Regions from separate parts of the Homo sapiens genome. Here region 2 is linked to region 1. Evidence: read pairs that join two places in POLR2A ChIA-PET (ENCODE). Cell type or tissue: Panc1. All regions are shown on one strand.

Region 1 (4,000 bases):
TTAAATCCATGAGTTATTTAGATGTGCTAGGTTCCAAATATTTGGTGATTTTTCCAAATCCCTTAAGGCTACTGATTTCTAATTTAATTCCATTGTGGTCAGAAGACACTTTGTATGACTTAAATCCTATTTATTTATTTATTTATTTGAGATGGAATCTTGCTCTGTCGCCCAGGCTGGAGTGCAGTGGCGTCATCTCAGCTCACTGCAAGCTCCGCCTCCCGGGTTCACGCCATGCTCCTGCCTCAGCTTCCCAAGTAGCTGGGACTACAGGTGCCCACCGCCACGCCCGGCTAATTTTCTTTTTGTATTTTTAGTAGAGATGGGTTTCACCGTGTTAGCCAGGATTGTCTCGATCTCCGGACCTCGTGATCCGCCCGCCTTGGCCTCCCAAAGTGCTGGGATTAAAGGCATGAGCCACCGCGCCCAGCCAATCCTTTAGATTTATTGAGGCTTGCTTTAGGACTCAGAATATGAATTATTTTCATTATTATTTTTTGAGACGGAGTCTCGCTCTGTCGCCCAGGCTGGAGTGCAGTGGTGCGATCTCAGCTCACTGCAAGCTCTGCCTCCTGGGTTCACGCCCTTCTCCCTCCTCAGCCTCCCGAGTAGCTAGGACTACAGGCGCCAGCCACTAAGCCCGGCTAATTATTTTTTTGTATTTTTAGTAGAGACGGGGTTTCACCGTGTTAGCCAGGATGGTCTCGATCTCTGGACCTCGTGATCCGCCCGCCTCGGCCTCCCAAAGTGCTGGGATTAGGCGTAAGCCACCACGCCCGGCCAGAATATGAATTATTATAGTAAATAGTTTGTGTGCACTTGGAAAGAAGGTGGTTCTGCCGTTGGTAGTGTTTTTTGTTTTTCAGTAAATGTCAACTAGATTAAGTTGGTGATTAGTGTTATTCTAAATATTCTATCTCCTTCTTGCTGATTCTTTGTCTATTCTATTGAGGACTGAGAAAGAGATGTTGAATCTCCAACTATAATTGTGTGTTCACCCAATTCTACATGTAGTTCTATCAGTTTTGTTTCATGTGTTTTGAAGCTCTGTAATGAGGCAAACATTCAGAACTGATATGTTCTCTTCACGAACTGACCCCTTTGTAATTATGAAATGTTTCCTTATTCTGTGATAATATTCTTTGTTCTGAAGTCTACTTTGTCTATTAATATAGCCATTCCTGCTTTTTAAAGCTTCCTGTTTGCTGGGTATGGTGGCTCACACTGGTAATCGTAACACTTTGGAAGGCCAAGGTGAGAGAATCACTTAATTCCAGAAGTTCAAGAACAGCCCGAACAACACAGTGAGACTCCATTTCTACAAAAAAAAAAAAAAATTTTTTTTTAATTAGCAGGGCATGGTGGCACATGCCTGAAATCCCAGCTACTCAGGAGGCTGAAGCAGGAGGATGACTTGAGCCCAGGAGTTTGAGGCTGCAGTGAGCTGTAATCATGTCACTGCATATCAGCCTTGGCAACAGACGCTGTTTCAAAAAAAAAATAAAATAAAATTAGTATTAGCATAATATATCATTATTTCTATCCTTTTACTTTTGTCCTATTCATGTCTTTATATTTAGGTGAGATTTTTATGGGCAAGATGTAGGTGATTCTTGCCTTTTTTATCCAATCTTACATTTCCTGTCTTTTAATTGAGTGTTTAGACCATTTACATTCAATATGACTTTTGATATGGCCAAGTTTAAATCTACCATCTTGCTAAATGTTTTCTATTAGTTCATACATTTATTCTTTGTTCCATTTTTTTCTTTTTGGTTCCCATGTGTTGTTTTGGATCTACTGAATATTTTTAGGATGCCATTTTTATCTCATTTGTTAACTGATTAGCTACACCTATGTTACTTTAGAGGCTGCTTTAGAATGTATAGCATATATTTGTAACTTATCCAAGTCTACACATTTAGGATGTATTATATCACTTCATGTACAGTGTAAGAACCTTACAACATTTTTCTCTTTATCACTGATTATAAGCGACTTAATTAGGAGGTGCCGTGGGTCTTGCTTTTTTTTAAGCAAGGAAGGCTACAGGAATTTAGAGGAAATTTTGCCCCACTTTTGACACAAAAATCTTGTATCACTTTACCTGCAAATTATGAGATTTTCCAATCTGGCTAATGGGAACAGAAATCACTCCCAGCCCTGCATAAGCTCCAGCGAATGTTCCCTCTGATCTTTTTAAGTGGCTCTTTCCTGGGCCTTGGGTAGTTTCCCATGTGCTCAGCTGAAGGCTTGCAGGATGTCCTCTGTAGATCTCTAGAATGTTCTCTCTCCGTGTACAGCTCTTTCCTCTCGGGGACTCTGCCCTGTGAGTTCTAGCCACCTTGGCCTCCTCAACCTCCCACCTCTATCTCCTCCACTCATGAAGACTGCTGCACTCCACCTGGATTTCCCCTTCCTTCAATATGTACCAGCGACGAGCTCTGACAATTGCAGGGCTCACTTCATTTATTTCCCATCTTTCAGGGATAACTATCCTTAACTGCCTGTTACCCAATACCTTGAAAACCATTACATCGTATCGGCCAGGCGCGGTGGCTCACGCCTGTAATCCCAGCACTTTGGGAGGCCAAGGCAGGCAGATCATGAGGTCAGGAGATCAAGACCATCCTGGCTAACACGGTGAAACCTCATCTCTACTAAAACTACAAAAAATTAGCCGGGCGTGGTGGTGGGCACCCGTAGTCCCAGCCACTTGGGAGGCTGAGGCAGGAGAATGGTGTGAACCCTCGAGGTGGAGCTTGCAGTGAGCCAAGGTCGCACCACTGCACTCCAGCCTGGGCGACAGAGCGAGACTCCGTCTCAAAAAAAACCAAAAAACAAAAACAAAAACAAAAAACCATTACATCATATCATTGTTCAGTTTGTTTCAAGCAGAAGGGTAAGTCTGGTGCCTGCATTTATTGAAGGCCTTGTGTAATTCGATGTGTGGAATACCCAACTGATTAGAAAGTAAATGTTAGCCGGGCGCGGTGACTCACACCTCTAATCACAGCAGTTTGGGAGGCTTAGGTGGCAGATCACCTGAGGTCAGGAGTTCGAGACCAGCCTGGCCAACGTGGTGAAACCCCGTCTCTACTCAAAATACAAAAATCAGCCAGGCGAGGTGGCATCCATCTGTAATCCCAGCTACTCGGGAGGCTGAGGCACAAGAATTGCTTGAACCCGGGAGGTGGAAGTTGCAGTGAGCCAAGATCGCATCACTGCACTACAGCCTGGGCGACAGTGCAAGACTCTGTCTCAAAAGAAAAGAAAATAATGTTAATTATTTCATTTTCAGAAAAATCAACTCACAGAAATTGGATCAAAATCTATTTTACATGAGATAAGTAAAAATGGTCCCATATCCACAGATATTCTTGGCTTAAAAACAACCTCAATACATTATCTTATCACCACCACCACTGTCTGAAAATCAAATGGTCTTTAAAATATGTTTAACAAATGAAAAAGTATAACAATTTTTCTGACTTTCTGTTTATTTATAAAGGTTGGTGTGGAGTGCTTCTAAAGTACACTGAGGAATCCTTAAATGAAACAATTCTATCTCGGCCGGGCTCACACATGTAATCCTAGCACTTTGGGAGGCCAAGATGGGAGGATTGCATAAGGCCAGGAGTTTGAGACCAGCCTGGTCAACATAGCAAAACCCCATCTCAATTTTTTTTAAATAACAAGGAAAGAAAAGGAAAAAGAATCCTATCTCATTGCACAGCTAGGTTATCCACATACAAAAATCTCAAACCAAGTTATTCTACTTCTATGTAAAGGACTGGGCACATAAAATGTTACCTTCATTCCAGACTTCTCAAAAACTGTTAAGCTTAATATGATTTGCCATTTTGTTTCAAGTGGAATATATTAAACATCATTTAAAAGTGGGCTTAAGGGTAGCAATTTACAGTTAAAAAGAGTTTTGGTATTGTCTGAACATAAGAATGACATAGGTATTAGAACTGTTGAGAAAACATCTTTCTTA
Region 2 (4,000 bases), 200 kb before region 1:
AAGCCAGAAGCTATGGCTTGCACAGATGAATCACCCTTGTGCATCTTGAGAAGGGGACCCAGGAAGTTGGAGAGGTAAGGCTTGGAGGAAAAAATTAAAAGACAAGACTGGGTCTCATGGGCGGCCACACTGGGGATCCTGGAGAGGAGAGCGATTCCTACTTTCAGGAGGCCGAAAGACTAACCCTTCCTGGGTATCTGGGGTAAATACCAGTTTGCCTGATAGAGTGGCTGTAGGAAGAGGAGAGAAGATTCTCTGGAAAGATCAAAGCAGCTTGGTGGTTGTGTGTGGTAGGGAAGCAGGGAATGTGACCTATGGGGCTATGAGCCACGATGGCCCTGTGAAGGCAGCATCTTCAGCTCACACAACCTCCGGGTTTGCTTAGGACAGGAACAGTGTGGCTAACCCAGGACCCATAAAGGAGGCTCACCTTTCACTTAGAATCAGAGAATCTCAGGTTTGGGAAAGGGACCTGAGAGGCCCACATAACACATGTAAATGTCACTTCTCCAGCTTTCTGGGGCAACACTGTCAGTTCCTATTTCCATGGCCTTGCAATGAGTTGGGCCAGTAGGATGCATCTATCTACCCCTAGGGCTGGACTGGATAAAGTTCTCTCTAAATTGCAGATTTTAAAAATATGTGGGATGCAGAAAATTCTAACCACCACCACATCTTCTGAAATGTCTGCAAAGTCAAATGTGGTCAACTACTTTCTGTAGCGAATACTGATAAATCAATTATCTGCTTTTAAAATGAGACTGACCAGAGAGTAGGGATGGCTAAAAGATAATTGGCCCGGTGTGGTGGCTCATGCATGTAATCCCAGCACTTTGGGAGGCCGAGGTGGGTGGATCACCTGAGGTCAGGAGTCTGAGATCAGCCTGGCCAACATGGTGAAACCCTGTCTCTACTAAAAATTCAAAAATTAGCTGGGCATGGTGGCGCATGCCTGTAATCCACGCTACCCAGGAGGCTGAGGCAGGAGAATCGCTGGAACATGATGGGAGGTGGAGGCTGCAGTGAGCTGAGATTGTGCCATTGCACTCTAGTCTGGGTGACAGAGTGAGACTCCATCTCAAAAAAAAAAAAAAAAAAGATAATTAACACATGGTACTGGTGCCTACAATTATTGTCATCTGATCATGTGGCAACCTGGTATGGGATGGGGCTAATATGATCCCTATTGGAAATGTAGCCTTAGATTGAAAAAGTTCCCAGCCCTCCATACTGACCCAGGCAGGAGTTCCAAGGCCCTTTGGAAGAGCTGATTCTAGAGGCAGGAGAGGGGTCCAATACACTGAGATATTTGGATTAGTTATTTGGTACATATCTGATTGACTCCAGTAAAAACAGCTCATATTTGTTGGGAGCTTACTTTTTACAGTCTTAAAATGAAAGACTTTATTAGTACACACACACACACACACACACACACACACACACACAAATAGTGCTTTTAGGTCATCTTTTGCAAAACATAGCAATCAACAAATATTTGTTATTAACTTGCTGAAACCATCCCGTGATCACTTAAAAACTGCCTAATGTTCAAAGTGTTCTTTTTATGTTAACAAGAGAAAAAGAAAGGCGCAGCCCTTTCAGTACATAAAAGTAGCTTCTGACAGAAATCTTTGGAAGAGCTTTAGTTGAACATAATCTTAAAGCCTTTTCTGCAGAGTAATTAATACATAAATGGGAAAACTCAGAGGATTTAGGTGAACAAGCTAGAGCATTGATTTTCAAAGCGCAGATTGCCATTCACCAATGTATTGTGAAATCACTTTAGTGGGTCACGAGTGCATTTTTTAAAAAATGAAATAAAATAGAAAGTACAAGATAATTCTTAGAATAATAGAAGAAAAGGAAGTACTAGAATGCACTGGCCGTAATATTGTTTTGTGAAGGGTTATAGATGTGGGTGAACTAGGTCAGGAAGTAAAATATGTATATGACAGAAGGTAAGAGGCAAAGACTGAGCCCACTATGTTATCCCCAAGAATAACTACTTCTGGCTAGGGCAGAGACTGTTAAAGAGACGGCAGGCAGGAAAAGATGAAGCCTTTTCCTATCTTTAATGCTGTCACTGTAAAGAAGAATCAGTGAGCCCGGGGCCGCAGGAAGGAACAGTCACGGGGAACAGACAGTCTCCCGGACCCTGAGAGCTGACTCTGTGAGCACTTAAGAGTCAACAGCAGGCCGGGTGCAGTGGCTCATGCCTGTAATCCCAACACTTTGGGAAGCTGAGGCAGGCAGATCACTTGAGGTCAGGAGTTTGAGACCAGCCTGGCCAACATGGTGAAACCCTGTCTCTACTAAAAATACAAAAATTAGCCGAGTGTGGTGGCATATGCCTGTAGTCCTAGCCACTTGGGAGGCTGAGGCATGAGAATTGCTTGAACCCTGGAGGCAGAGGTTGCAGTGAGCCGAGATCGTGCCACTGCACTCCAGCCTGGGTGACAGAGAAAAAAAAAAAAAAAGGAAGTTAACAGCAGCAAACAGATACTCAGATACTCCTGCAACAGAGATGCATCAAGAATACTTTAAATGGGGGCCAGGAACTGCGGTTCATGCCTGTAATCCCAGCACTTTGGGAGGCTGAGGTGGGCAGATCACTTGAGGCCAGGAGTTTGAGACCAGCCTGGCTAACATGGTGAAACTCCGTCTCTACTAAAAATACAAAAATTAGCTGGGCATGGTGGCGCACGCCTGTAGTCCTAGTCGCTCAGGAAAGGGCCCCAGGAGAGGAGGCTGAGGCATGCGATTCGCTTGAACCCATGAGGTGGAGGTTGCAGTGAGCCGAGATCGCACCACTGTACTCCAGTCTGGGTGACAGAGCAAAAAAAAAAAAAAAAAAAACAAAGAAGAAGAAGAAGTTAACAGCAGCAAACAGATACTTCCTGCAACAGAGATGCATCAAGAATACTTTAAACAGGGGCTGGGCATCGTGGTTCATGCCTGTAATCCCAGCACTTTGGGATCACTTGAGGCCAGGAGTTCGAGACCAGCCTGGCCAACATGGTGAAACCTCGTCTCTACTAAAAATACAAAAATTAGCTGGGCATGTTGGCACACGCCTATAGTCCTGGCCACTCAGGAAAGGGCCTGAGGAGAGGAGGCTGAGGCATGAGAATCGCTTGAACCCATGAGGTGGAGGTTGCAGTGAGCCGAGATCGTGCCACAGCACTCCAGTCTGGGTGACAGAGAAAAAAAAAATGTTAACAGTAGCAAACAGATACTTCCTGCAACAGAGATGCATCAAGAATACTTTAAATAGGGGCCAGGCACCATGGTTCATGCCTGTAATCCCAGCACTTTGGGAGGCTGATGCGGACAGATCACTTCAGGCCAGGAGTTCGAGACCAGCCTGGCTAACACGGTGAAACCCTGTCTCTACTAAAAAATACAAAAATTAGCCAGGCATGGTGGTGGGTATCTGAGTCCCAGTTACTCGGGAAGCTGAGGCAGGAGAATTGCTTGAACCCAGAGACGGAGGTTGCAGTGAGCCGAGATCATGCCACTGCACTCCAGCCTGGACAACAGAGCGAAACTCCGTCTCAGAAAAAAAAAAAAAAGGAATACTTTACACACGGATCTGGACCCATGCATAAGGCCTGGGCTTTTGATATCAGATGTGTGAGAGCACTAAAAAGAAAGACAAGGTGCAGCTACAGTTATTGAAAGAGTTAAAGTCGAAAGAGAAAATGTACTTAATATGTACACAGGTGTTTATTTAAAAAGCTTTTTTACTGGTATTAAGTTATATCTTTACCTAGACACAAAACAGTTGGAATAAGTCAATGTTTTGTTTACTTTAAAAATTCTATTTTTCTAGAAAAGGCAATATTGAAAGGAATGTCTGCTAAGCAGGAATTAGTCAAGTTATTTTGAGGGGGGTAACAGAGAGAGGAGGGGGCTTTGAGAGACAGCATTCCAGGCAAAAGGAAAAGTATGCACAGAAGCCTCGCGGGCAAGAGACTGCGTATGCTCGGGGACCCTC

Evidence for each region. Peaks named below come from ENCODE experiments on the same cell type or tissue, not always from the same donor. Only the 100,000 strongest peaks of a DNase experiment are listed, where the experiment ranks them.
Region 2: POLR2A ChIA-PET joins it to region 1 with 5 read pairs; 2 of 35 experiments call an interaction of 5 or more read pairs at or near these places.

The regions. Positions count from the first base shown.
Region 1 is chr17:61,169,136-61,173,135 of GRCh38, reverse strand. All of the region lies in intron 22 of BCAS3 (BCAS3 microtubule associated cell migration factor), which reads right to left. Among named protein-coding and RNA genes, the nearest start is that of BCAS3-AS1, 35 kb to the right of the region's middle. In Panc1, no CTCF peak of the experiment used is centred here; no DNase peak of the experiment used is centred here; H3K27ac peaks cover 2,899 bases.
Region 2 is chr17:61,372,668-61,376,667 of GRCh38, reverse strand. All of the region lies in intron 23 of BCAS3 (BCAS3 microtubule associated cell migration factor), which reads right to left. Among named protein-coding and RNA genes, the nearest start is that of TBX2-AS1, 25 kb to the left of the region's middle. In Panc1, no CTCF peak of the experiment used is centred here; no DNase peak of the experiment used is centred here.